Regions from separate parts of the Homo sapiens genome. Here region 1 is linked to region 2. A link is a contact called in ENCODE Hi-C or POLR2A ChIA-PET data. All regions are on one chromosome and are shown on one strand. The core of a region is the stretch at or near the end of the contact, and the rest is flanking DNA. Distances in the headings are between cores, read along the strand shown. Region 1 has its middle 4.1 kb from the start of MIR4457. Region 2 overlaps LOC124900931 (a long non-coding RNA gene).

Region 1 (6,363 bases), core at 2,313-4,812, 350 kb before region 2:
AGTGGGGGAAAGACAGCAGAAGGCGTGAGGGTCTTCATTGGTGTATGTGAAGGTCACGAGGTCACACGGCCCTGCCCATCACAGGTGCGTCGGTCTGCGGGGAAGTTGAGGCATCAGGGAACAGGAAGTTTTAAACGTTTACAATGGATCTTACCCACACAGGCCGTGCCTTTGCCTGCGGTGTCAGATTACTAGGGCGGGGTGCGGTGGAGGGTGTCCCTTCCACACCTGTGGTTTTATTTGTCTTTGGGGGAGGGGAGCCTTGCTTTATAAAACACAACTGGCTGTGTTCTGTAAGGCTTCACCCAGCACATCCTGTTGGCAGCAGCTAAGCACACAAACGGGAAAGGAGTATCGCCCAACTCCACCGATGAACTCAAAGTGCCTGGCTTTGCCTGGGGGATGCTGGCAAGGTTAGGTGCGGTTCCCAGCGTTTCTTCTGCCTCCTGGGGCACATCCCGCGGTGGGTCAGCGCCTGCGGCCGGCTGCTGCAGAAATAGCGTCATTCGGCCCCTGCATCAGCAGCCAAAGCCGGGCCTAACTGTCAGGAGCTCCGTGGATAGCTTTGCTGCTCTCGCTTTTCAGTTTCAGTATCAAAAATAGTTGCTACAAGAACTGATTTTTGTCATAGCACCTGCTCTTCCATTTGGGCTGGCGTGCTGAGCAAAGGTGGGTGCAGGCGCCTCATCAGCCTGACAGCAGAGTCAGCTTAACCTGAGTTTTCAGGAAGCACCGTGGCAGGCCCCCAAAAGGGGCAGATGTCCACCGTGCACTGCGTCTGCTTCTGCAGTCGGCCCTCCAGTGCCGTTTTCTTTCACCTGCAAAGGGCCTTAATGCGTGAACCAGCTGCTGGTGACTGTTAGTCTTGCTCTGTTTAAACAGTAGCAAGTTGCAGAGTGTTCCTTTGAAGACACCGCAAGTCACGTGTGTCAGTTACTCCTGAGAGGTTTCTGGGGCGCCTGCCTCTCCTTTCTTTAAGATGAGCAGAGGTTTAAAAAAAAATGAGTTTGGGGAATGAGCCTTGAAAGTCCTTCCAGCTTCAGGACCGGCACTTGCTCTGACAGTCTGACTTCTGCCCTGTGGGCCGGCGCTCCTGCAAATGGGCAGTGTTTCAAGAGAGGACTGAGCCTCATGCAGATCCATCTCATGGGAACCCTGAAGCTTCACTGACCAACAGAGGCTCCACCTGGGCGACTTGAAACATGCTTAAAGGGTTTATCTGTCATTCATCCCGATGAGTTTAGTTCTGTTTTCCTCTTGGATTTCATTGATATTTCTGCATACCATCAAAGCCCTGTCTTATGATTGATCATGAGGTGGGACTTAGAAATGCGCTAAGTACCTGTGGATTTTAGACTGTGTCAAAGCCCTCGAAGCTGAAACAGAGGACTGACAAGGTGAGGGCCCGGGGTCCCCCACGGTGGAACTGCAGTGTCCTGATCGCAGCTGGTGGGCTCCGTACCTGGGCAGGATGGGCTCTACTGGAGCAGCCAGTGTCCAGAAGGAGCTTCTGTCTCTACCCCTTGGCACTGGCCACTCATTTTATAGAAGAGATTTTCTTTAGACCAGAGTTTATTAGAAAGCCAAGGAAAATGAGAACACGTCCCCCTGTGAAGTACCTGCCACACATAGCCCTGTTGAAGCCAGTTTGGTGGCTGTTGGGTCTTTGGCAACGAGATCAGTCTGTTGGCCTCGGCCCCGGTAAGCCCCACAGGCCAGGGGTCTGGAGGAAGGATGGGGTGCAGCCTGCGATAGGTGAGGCTACGGAACCCTGACGAAGCAGGGGCTGTGTTCGAGGAGTGATCCATGCGGAGGAGGGAAACCAGGAGGAGGTCTTGGCGTATACCACACTGCTTACCCCTTTCCTGAAGCAGGCACAGGACCCAAGGGGGTGTGGCGCCCTGTGGCCCACCATGCTTTCAGAGCAGCAGCCTCTGCAGAGACACTGGTCCCAGAAAAGCCACCGCCTGAGTGTCCCCCAGCCACGGCCACCATCCCCACAGCTTTCATGCTTCAAGCAGCATATTTGTTCTCTGATGGTTCTGGAGGCCAGGAGTCCAGACCAGACCTCCCTGCGCGGCCACTGGGGTGTGGGCAGGCCCTGCCCTCCAGGGGCTCCAGGTGCTCCGTTCCTCGTGCTCTCCACCTCGAGAGCTGTGCTCCTTGCATTCCCGGGCTTGTGGCCTTCTTCGCCTCACCCTAACCTTTGCCTCCGTGGTCATATCCCTGATTCTCACCCCGACCCTCTGTGGTTACATCAGTCCCAGACGATTACCCAGCATCATCTCCCATCCAAGATCCAAGTGTGATGGTGGCCACCGAGTCCACTCTGGCACGTGGGATCACATCCGCGGTTCTGGGGCTGAACCGGGATGTCTGGGGGGACATGCCCACCTCCCCCTCATCCTGCCATTTCCCTTGTTGAACCTTCAGTGTGATGTCCCAGTGGCTTCTGTCCTGCTGGCTGGACTCAGCTGGTGCACTGAGAGGCAGACACTTTTTTTTTTTTTTTTTTTTTGAGACGGAGTCTCGTTCTGTCACCCAGGCTGGCACTGCAACCTCTGCCACCCGGGTTCAAGCGATTCTCCTGCCTCAGCCTCTCGAGTAGCTGGGGTTACAGACATCTGCCACCACGCCCGGCTCATTTTTGTATTTTTAGTAGAGATGGGGTTTCACTATGTTGCCAGGCTGGTATTGAACTCCTGACCTCACGTGATCTGCCCGCCTTGGCCTCCCAACGTGCTGGGATTACAGGCATGAGTTGCTGCACCAGGCCGGCAGGCACTTTTAAAAAACTTGTTGCTATACAATTTCCACACAGTGTCATGGCAGATGCACCCCGTGCAGCTCAACAAGCCCTGCATGCTTCCAGACTCCAGCACCAAGCACCCGAGTCAGGCTACAGACAGACCCCGGCCCCACGGGGCCCTCTCAGTGGAAACCAGGCGGGTGAACCCAGCCCATGGGTCACCGGGTCCAAGTCCCACACATGAACAGTCATGCTGGGAGCTCTGGTACCCAGGTTCTCGGGCTGGGCTCTGTCTGGCGTCCATCTGTGTTGTCGCAAGCGGTGCTCATTGTGACTTTCTTCCATGTGGCATTCCATGGCACGAACCGGGGCCGTTACGGATCAAATCATGCACGTGGCTGTGCCTGCCTTTGGGCACAGACCCAGGGGGGACATGGCTGTTGTGGTGCATGTGTGCTGAGCTCCAGTACATGTCACCCGTGTTCTAAGGGGTCTGTGCCACTCTGGCTGTGCACTGTGGCATGTGAGCCCCATGGCATCACCCCTTCTCCAGCACACAATGCTGCTGTCTAATTTTAGCCACTCTGGTGGGTGTGTAGTGGAGCCTTTTCGCGGTTTAAATGTGCATTTCCCTGCTGACTAGCGGCGTTGAAAACCCTTTGTATCCTCACCAACCCTCTGGGTGGCTTCTCTTTGTGTTTTCTGTTTCCTGTTCCCTCCAATCACACCTTGCAGAGCTGATTGTGCAGGGCTGGCTCACTGAAGCTGCCGTGGCCACGGACGGTGAGGCTGAGACCATTTCCTCCTGTCTGTTGTCTAAAATCATCCCCTAAGGCATTTGTGGATGCAACTGATGAAACCGCCTAAGTCTGCGGTTTCCTTTGTGGGATATTTTTTTCACTACTGTTTTAATTTTTGTAACTTCTGTGATAATAATACCATGCAGATTTTCTATTTCCCCTTGATGTTTTATTATATTTTGTTTAAAGAATTTGTCCGTTTGACCTAAAATGACAACTGTCTTTTTTTTTTTTTTCAAGACAAGGTCTAACTCTGTTGTCCAGGCTGGAGTGCAGTGGTGCAATCTCAGCTCACTGCAGTCTCAACCTCCCTGGGCACAGGCGATCCTCCCACCTCAGCCTCCTGAGTAGCTGGGACTACAGGCACACCTGGCTAATTTTTGTATTTTTAGTAGAGGCGGTTTCACCATATTGGCCAGGGTGGTCTTGAACTCCTGACCTCAATTGATCTGTCCACCTCAGCTCCCCAAATTGCTGGGATTACAGGCCTGAGCCACCATGCCCAGCCAATTTTTGTATTTTTTTGTAGCAATGGGGTCTTGCCATGTTGCTTAGGCTAATCTCAAACTCCTGGGCTCAAGCAATCCACCACCCACCTCGGCCTCCCAAAGTGCTAGGACTACAGGTGTGCACCACTGCGCCTGGCCCAAATATCAACTGCCTTGGCATGACATTGGCATAGCACTGTCTTGATTTACGTGACACCTGTGGCAACGTCTGCTTCTCCACCCCTGTGTGAGCTTGTGGGGGCGGCCACAACAAAGCACTGTGGCTGGCAGCTTCAATAGCAGACATTGGCCAACTCAGTTCTGGAGGCCACGGTCCCAGATCAGGTGTGGGCAGGACTGGCTCCCTCTGAGGCTGCGAGGGATGCTCTGTGTCAGCCTCTCCTTGGCTTGTACATGGCCGTCTTCTCCCTGTGTCCTCACATCATCTTCCCTTGATGCCCGTCTGTCTCTGTGTCCAGATTTCTCCTTCTTATAAGGACACCAGTCACTGGCTTAGGGCCACCCTAATGACCCCATCTTAACTAATCACACGTGCAAATATTCTATTTCCAAATAAGGGCACATTCTGAAGTTCTGGGGGTTAGGACTTTAACACGTAGATTTTGGGGAGGACACAGTACAATCCGTAACAACTTCTTATGAGATCAGAGGTGGGACTTGGACCCCAGACCCAATTGAGGACTAGCTGAAACACAGCCAGGGCGGAAGCGGCTTTCCATGAGACACACCCACCAGTGTTTACCATTGCCGTGGCAACCCCCAGGCGTTACCACCCACTTCCATGGCAATGACCCCACTACACAACGGTTACTACCCCTTCCCTAGAAATTTCTGCATAAACCGCCCCTTAGTCTACATGTAATTAAAAGTGGGTACAAACCTGACTGCAGACCTGCCCTGAGCTGCTGCTCTCAGCACACCACCTATGAGGAGCCCTGCCTGGCAGGAGCAGCCCCGGGGCTGTCACAACACCTGTGGGGAGCCCTGCCCTGGACGCATTGACTTCGGGAGCCCTGCCCTCAGCGCGCCGCCTGTGGGGAGCCCTGCCCCACGGGAGCAGTCCTGGGGCTGTCACACTGCCTGACCTGTAACCCTGCTGCTTCCATACAGCTGTTTCCTTCCACCCTACTGAGGCAGGAGAATAGGGTCTGGAGGCAGGGAACCTAAGGCTGATTCACGCTGACTTCCTAGAACGAAATCAAAAGGAAAACCCCAACTTTCCATGCCCAAGTTACCAAAGAACCAGAAGCTATTCCCTTTGCAATACCTCCCCCTTTTTTCTGAGTGGCAGATGAAAAATTGAAAGTACCTCTGATGAGTCCCCTCCTGCAACCAATCAGACTGGTCGTGGGCCAAGTCTTCATTTGTATGGGAATATAATGCTGTAACTTCAATTCAGCCTCTGATTGTTCGCTTCCCACAACCAAGCCAACCAACTGTGGGTCACTACTTCATTTACATAGGGCATACACCAAGTAACCAATGGGAAACCTCTAGAGGGTATTTAAACCCCCAAGATTCTGTACCTGGGCTCTTGGGCCACTTGCTTGAGCCCACTCCCACTCTGTGGAGTGTACTTTTGTTTTAATAAATCTGTGCTTTTTTTTTTCATTGCTTTGTGGATTTTGTCCAATTCTTAGTTCAAAACACCAAGAACCTGGACAACCTCCACTGGTAACACTACCACTGGCTCATCCTTGAGTGAAGCCAAGAACCCTCACCTGCTAAGCCCCACTTTGGGGCTTGCGTGTCCTGCATCACTTACATAGTTACTTGTATCTTTATTTTTCTGGAATGACCTGTTTTTGTCATTTTCATTATTATTAGTTTTTCTTAGAAGAGTAAATGTTAAATGTTTAGCTTTGCTGATTGTTGATATTTTGTTTTCTCCTTCACTAATTTCTGCTCAGATCCATTACTTGTTTCTTTGTACATTCATTGGTCTATTTTCATATTTCATTTCATACCTTTAGAGCTGGTTAATGAGCTCATTAATCTTTAGCCTTGTTCTAGGAACTTTCACTTCTGGACAAAATGAAGCAACAGGAACGGGATTCGTCCTCCCATTTGACATGACAACACAACCAACAATAGACTAGACAAAATGTATGAAATCACAGCCCTAAAGATCCTGAAGCTCAGCCAAGGAAAGAAGGTGAACCTCAAAAGGCAGGAGCCAAATGCGGCAAGCCTACAATCGCTTACCTGGGAAGACTGTCCGGGCAATGGTGCCCACCTGAGGCTGGACCTGGTCGTCTCCCTGGGGCGAGGAGATGGAGCTGGAGACCAGGGAGGCCAAGGTGGC
Region 2 (6,457 bases), core at 3,518-6,017:
TGAAACATGAAACAACCCCACACCTAGGGCAGGGCGTGCAATGCCACCATGGCCTGGAAGACCCAAGAGTGATGAGTGCTGAGCACAGGCCAGGCCCGGGGCTGTCACGGGCAGAGCCACTGGCCCGGCGTGCAGGTGGGAAGGAGGTCTCGGTAACTAAGCATTCGCATGATTCTGTCCTCTGAGGACTGGGGCAGGTGCTTCCTCTACCTCCCAGCAGCCTCCCTAATTCCAGAAGAATAAGAACAGGGGAGAGGAAGCCAGTGCAAGGGCTCCCACCTGCTCCCTCCAAGCCAGAGGTGCTGCCTCGGTTCTTCACTTCCAGCCAGGCCATGCCTAGCAGGCCTTCGTCCAGTCCACGCGTGGCAGCGCTTGGCCTGCCTCAGGCCTGTGTCCTCAGGCATTGTTCCCTCCTGTGTCTGCCCTTGTCTGGGGAGTATTTTCTGTCCTCGCTTCAAGTCCCTGAGAGTCTGCCTGGCACCCTGACCCATTCTGCCAGCCCAGCCAGTCCATACCAGGGAAGCTCCAAGGGTGGGCCTGGGTGGGCCGTGCCCTGGAGGAACACTTCTTGTGGCCCAGATGAACGCCGTGGGTGTGGGGGCCATGTGGACGGTGGTGGGTGAGGCCGGGGGTCCCCACAGCGAGGGCTTGTGGGTCTTGGTGCTGCTTCCATGTGGAGGGGAACTGAGGTCTAAGGTACAGCCCAGGTCCCAGGCCGGGTCACCCCCGTCCACCCTGCCTGTCTTCCGTGTGCTTGGGGAAGTGGAGGCAGCCCTGCCGAGGCCCCACGTCCTCTGTCACCTTTGCAGACTTTGGCACCCCGTGATGCTACCGTCCTGAGTGCCCCGGGGCCTGGCTGGTGTAAGCGTCTTCCTGAATTCCCTCTTTCATTCAAGCTCTAGAATTGGGCGCCACTCTGTGCCAGGCGGCTGGGGCTAGACCCCGCTCCCCGGCTGATGCTGTCCTGCCCCAGGGATGCCTGGCCAGGCTCTTGCTGTGTCCACCACGCTCCATCCACACCCCTCCATCACATTTCACCAGGGGCCCGGGCCAGAGACGCATCCGACATCCCATCTGGGAACAACGGCCTCAAAGAATGGGGAGCAGCGAGGGCCGCCAGACACTGAGTCCTTCTGGATCTTTCTGGCCAGGCTCCTTCCCTGGCATCTGGGCTCGGTGGGGGTGGTCTGCCCCCTCATTCCCGCAGACCCTGGCCCCTGGCAGGGCCCCCAGTCTCCACCTGCCCTGTCTGTTTCCTCCCCAGTGTAACTATGCTGTAGAAATATATTTTGGCCACACCCTGCATGAAGGTTCCAGTCTCTGTGTCTGTGGGAAGGGCTAATCTGCGGCAAGAAGTGGTCCCTGGGATGGAAAGATCCTGACACAACGGAGGTTTGTGTCCTGCTCATGCAACGGCTCTGCCTGGTGAGCCTGGCTTCCTGGCACTCACGCCCTTGCGGTTTCTTCCACGTAGTCCCAGGTGAGTCTGTGCGGCCGACAGCATGCGGCAGAGTGCAGATGGGTCACTTCCGAAACTGGGCTGGACATGCCAGGTCTCCCTCCTGGTTGCTCTGTCTCCTGGGTCACGGGCTTGGGTGAAGCCAGCAGCCATGCCGTGGGAACTCAGGCGACGCGAGAACAGAGCGATCTCCCGAGGTGCACGGGACTCCAGACAACAGCCCGCAAGGACCAAAGCCTGCCAGCAGCTGTGCAGGACCCTCGAAAAGTCTCCTGGGGCCAATAGAGCCCTCACACGGCAGCAGACTCTGGGGGCCTTGGGAGGAGTGGCTGCATTTTGCTGGGAGAATCACAGAATCTCTGGGGCCTGAGGGCCCGGGACGGCCCAGAGACAAGGAGGTACTCAAAGCTGTGTGTCGTCCTCCCATGCCGGGCCAGGTGTGTCCATGTGACCAGAGCACAAGTGGATGCCACTCCTGAGTCCAGGGCCTGAAGGACCCTGTGGCTTCCCTCTGGGTCACTCTGTCTGCCTTGGGTCACTCGTCCTGAAGGAAGCCAGCCACTGCGTGCGGGGCCCTGCGTGGAGAGGCCCTCATGGTGAGGAGACGTCCGGCCCACAGCCACGAGGAGCCGCGACCTGCCAGCACTGGGGGTGAGCTTGGACCTGCCCCTCCAGCCCTGTGGAGGCTTCAGAGCCATGGCCTGGGACAGCTGCTCAGCTGAGCCAGACCCACCCAGCCAAGCCCTTCAGAACCCCGTTGAGTTTGGGGGTCATTTTTCTGCGGCAGTGTGGACCACCAGGAAGGACATCCTTCACGCAGACCCGCCGTGGCAGAGGCTTCACGGTCTCTGGGGCTGTTGTCTCCCCACCAGCTGGCCCACAGGTCCCAGAGGGACACGCAGGAAGACTCTTTCGCCCGTCGGGAGTGGCTCACCTCCCGTCCCCTGGATTCTCTGGAAGGACAGTGGCCTCATGGCCACGCCCGTGTGTGAAGGCTGCTGAGGAGAGCAGCCTGGCTGGGTTCCAGAGGACGAAGCAGGTCAGGAAAGAGACGGAGAAGGGGGAGCAGCTTGGCAAGTGGTCCCACGGTGGGCCCCCAGGGATCTCCCTGGAAGCTGTGGCAGCTGTGCTGCCGTGGAGGGCGCCTTGTCCTCACCAGATCCTGTGGCCTCCCTGGAGGGTGGAGTGTGTGCTGGCACCAAGGTGACGGAAAGGCCCCCCTCCATTACAGCATTGCACACATTTTTAATAGGAAGATACAAAGTGGTGTCAAAGGCCCACTGAGAAGACAGCTGAAGCTTGGCCACCCCACCTCCCACGCAGAGCCAGGCACTAGGGCAGAGGCTCCGGCTCTGAGTCCTGGCACCCCTGGGCCCTCCGTCATCATCACATGGGTGACATGGGAGGAGGTGGCCGAGGTGAGAAGCCCAGCCCATGTGGCCACTGTGAGTTGTGGGTGGGGAGGAGGCCTCTGCAGGAGTGGCAGGGCAAGGGCAGGCAGCAGCAGAGTCGCAGCCCAGGGCTGGCGTGAAGCAAAGCAGGAAAATCACATTATTCAGTTGCTTTAAAAATAACAGCATTTACAGGGCAAAACGGGGTGGCCCAGGTTTAAAAGAAACCACCTGTCTGTTCTGACGGTCAAAGCGTGAGGGAAGCCAGTGGTCCAAGCAGATGGAGGCGTCCGGGTCTGGGCAGGAACGTGTCTGCCACGTGCGGTCTGGGTTCAGGTGAATCAGGGAAGAGGAACCCCAGGGGCAGGAAGTGCTGGGGACGCCCCTGTGAGGCTCTGGGTCCAGCCTGCTGAGAAGGGGTTGCCAGGGGCTGGGGCGGCTGCCTGGACTCCCTGAGAATCCTGCAGCCCGGCTGACCTGGGCGCTCATACCAGGTGGGGTGGGGTGGGGAGGGCACACCAGGCGGGCACACACCCAGTGGGAGGGCACACCGGGAGGGCAGGCACACCGGGCAGGGCAGGCACACCGGGCGGGGGACACTCACTGGGAGGGGGGCCCTCACCACGCAGGGCAGGCACACGGGGGGGACACTCACTGGGCAGGATGGGCACACTGGGTGGGGCGGGCACACCAGGCCGGGTGTGCATGAGACAGCAGCCGCTCTGGAGAAGCGCAAAGCCTTTAGGATCTTAGTGTGATCTCACGTGTGGGTTCACGAGTCCTGTCCCATCCTGGTCATGGTGTCCAGAAAAACAGGACGGCGCATAAGTGGCCCTGCTGCTTTTGTGAGGACGAGGGAGCTTCAGGGGGTGAGAAGGGAATGGTGGGTGTGGCGCAGGAGATGGGCCAGCAGAGGGACGTCCGACCTGGGCAGCAAGCAGGAGAGCCCCAGAGGTCACCTCCATCGGAGACGCAGGCACGCCCTTCCCCACCTGCAGCCCTGGGCTCTCTCCGCGGCATCGGAGTGTGAGGGGAAGAGCTGCCTCTGAAACCCCCCACCGGCCCCACCATCTTATGGCGGCCCCGCTGACTGCCCCGCTGACCCCCCGCTGACCCCCCGCTGACCACTGGGGCCGTGGTGCCTCAAGCCTCGGCCGTCGCCTTGAATTTGGGCCCGGCTGGCAGTGCCCTGACTTGGCAACGAGACGCTGCCCAAGTCTCAGATATTCGATGCCTCACATTGCCAATATGGAGTCATTTCCCACATGGGGAAACTGAGGCACAGGGGGCACCCGGGCATTGCGGCACCTTGTGACCCAAGTCCCCATAGCGGCTTGAGGTCTACGGTCATCTCTGTCCCAGCCCCATGGTGGGGGAGTGGCCACTTGGGCTTTGGAAAGGGTACTCGTTTGGAAGGAGGCTTGCCTGTTGCGTGAGTGTGAGCTCAGATGGACTTGGGGGCCGATGGGGCCTTGTCACGTGGGGGGCAGGGCTGGGGGTGGGGAGCCGAGCTCGGCCCTTGGCAAAATGCCCAGAGATTTGTCAAGCGCAAGCACTGGCGTTCTCTGTCCCTTATGCTTACATTATTTGAATAGAAGAAGGCCAATCACATCGCTTCCCCAGGTGTGAATCACTGCCTACTTGGCAGGGACCGCAACCTTGGTTTGGCCTTTGGACACCGCACGCACATGTCATGACCCTCCTGGCTTTGGGAACGTGGTGTCCGGCTTACGGCTTGGGGTCCCCGTGCCAGGGAGCACTGAACGCAGCCGCCCACGTGTGGACTCATCGGACAGAGTGCGGCTGCTCCGTTTCCCATCCGCGCTGTTTTTTGTGCCCCTGGCCAGCAACGCCTTGGCGGGAACACCCAGTCCCTCCAGAACCGCCGAAGCTCCCCCGGCGCCTGCTCCCGGCCTGCGGGCTCCCAGCGCCACATCCTCCCCCAGGCACGGCTGTTGCCAGGCATCTGCACGGCCCTAGTCCTGAACCAAACCGCAACGGCAGAGCTGAGCACGTACCTGCGTCTGTTTGGTTTGTTTCCCAGGAGTCCGGCTCCAGATTAAAGAACCGTGTGAGGCCGCACTTTGCTTTTCGGGTACACGCCTCTGCACACTGTGTGTCTGGTGGAGGGCAGGGTCCTGTGGTTTCCAGCAAAGCCGACCTCCATGGAAACGCAAGTGGAAAATGCTTTCTTGAGAAAGTTCCAGTCAATGACAAAATGGCCCTTCCCCAAATGCCGTAGTCTCTCGCTGAGACCCTGTGCCAGCGTGGGGAGGTGCCCTTCCCTGAGTGCCGCAGTGTCCCCTGTGCTGAGACCCTGTGCCAGCGTGGGGAGGTGCCCTTCCCTGAGTGCCGCAGTGTCCCCTGTGCTGAGACCCTGTGCCAGCGTGGGGAGGTGCCCTTCCCTGACTGCCGCAGTGTCCCCTGTGCCAGTGTGGGTGTCCTCAGGGCTGAGCAGGGGCCCCGTGGCTGGAACTTTGTCACCTTTTGAGCCAGACAGCCTGCGAGGGAGACTCCCGGTGGTCACCACCACAGCAGGTGGCAGCCATGCGCCAGTTCTCAGCCCCGTCCACGCCTCATAGTGTTACGCACGAACCCTTCATCCTGCTCCAAACAGAATGAGAATGTCATGTCGCAGCCTTGTCTAGAAAGCTCACCAGAGAAGGGGGGTAAAAGCAAGTCCCTGAAAAGTCACAAGAAGACGACCCTGTGTGAGCAGTCCCTGACCCACTGATTTGACGTCCAAAATGGCTTCCACACTGGATTTCCTGCTTCCCCACACCCTCAGCTTTGGCTTAGGGCCAAAGCCATTCTAGCCAGAGCCGTGGGTCCTTCCCATCAGCAGGCCTTGCTTCCTGCTTCCCGCACTTCAGAGATGGGCGCCGACCACACAGGGCAAGGGACACGCTGGGTGCCCTCAAGAGGAGTGGGTGGAATGGCCCAGAAATACCCCAAATAAATAAGGCTGGGCATCGGTGGCAAGGATGGCAGAGGGGCCAGTGAGCCACTGCTGAGCGCAACCTGGGCTGGGCTGGACAGACGCTTGAGGAGGCCAGGTGGGCAGGGACAGGGGACACAGAGAAGGCTGCGGTGCTCAGGGAATGAAGCCAGCATGACCGGACGTCACCCCTTGGCCAGGCTGCACCAGGCCCTGAGCCACATCCCCTGCGAGGTCAGACCACAACCCAAACAGTTGTTTGATCTTAAAACTAAGCCTGTGTTTGTAACAGGAAACCAGCCCCAGCATGGCTGGGGTGAGTCGCATTAAACTGTGGTGCGTGCCACAGAAAACCTCAAAGGAACGAGGGCACGGTCCAGGGATGCTCCCTGCTTGGAACAGGAGCTCCGGGCCGGGCGCGCAGGCAATCCCAGGGGCGTCCAGAGGAGGCGCCACACCTAAACCGACCCTGGCGGGGTGACCTCAGCCTTTGAGGGTTCTCTTGGCCCCGAGGTCAGTCCCAGGGCACAGATCCATGGGGCTGCCCCGAGCCAGCTCTGAGGATTGGATGGGCTTCCCCCATTGTCTGGGGACCCTGACGAACACCACAGTCATAAAGCGCCTTTCATTTTCCTTTCAGGTCTTTTAGCTAAAATGCCACAAGAAAGG

Evidence for each region. A loop is a pair of places that touch in the nucleus more often than their neighbours do. ChIA-PET counts read pairs that join two places held with the same protein, here RNA polymerase II (POLR2A). Pooled maps may share reads with other maps.
Region 1: a pooled map shows a loop between it and region 2 (8-fold over the local background). The contact joins two enhancer-like sites. A Hi-C loop is called at or near these places in 14 of 37 single-sample maps with no recorded cell type and 6 of 50 pooled maps. POLR2A ChIA-PET finds 5 or more read pairs at or near these places in 1 of 52 experiments (AG04450).

The regions. Positions count from the first base shown.
Region 1 is chr5:1,310,295-1,316,657 of GRCh38, reverse strand. No RefSeq gene overlaps it. Among named protein-coding and RNA genes, the nearest start is that of MIR4457, 4.1 kb to the right of the region's middle. RefSeq lists enhancers at 1-62, 353-742, 3,561-3,630. Within about 2 kb of position 3,562, at least 3 of the 41 ENCODE cell types and tissues checked have a DNase peak (open chromatin) inside an H3K27ac peak, as active enhancers do.
Region 2 is chr5:957,166-963,622 of GRCh38, reverse strand. LOC124900931 (a long non-coding RNA gene) reads left to right here. Exons shown (of 2, transcript XR_007058676.1): 2 at 897-1,305. Among named protein-coding and RNA genes, the nearest start is that of LINC02982, 37 kb to the left of the region's middle. RefSeq lists enhancers at 1-33, 2,708-2,947. Within about 2 kb of position 4,767, at least 10 of the 41 ENCODE cell types and tissues checked have a DNase peak (open chromatin) inside an H3K27ac peak, as active enhancers do.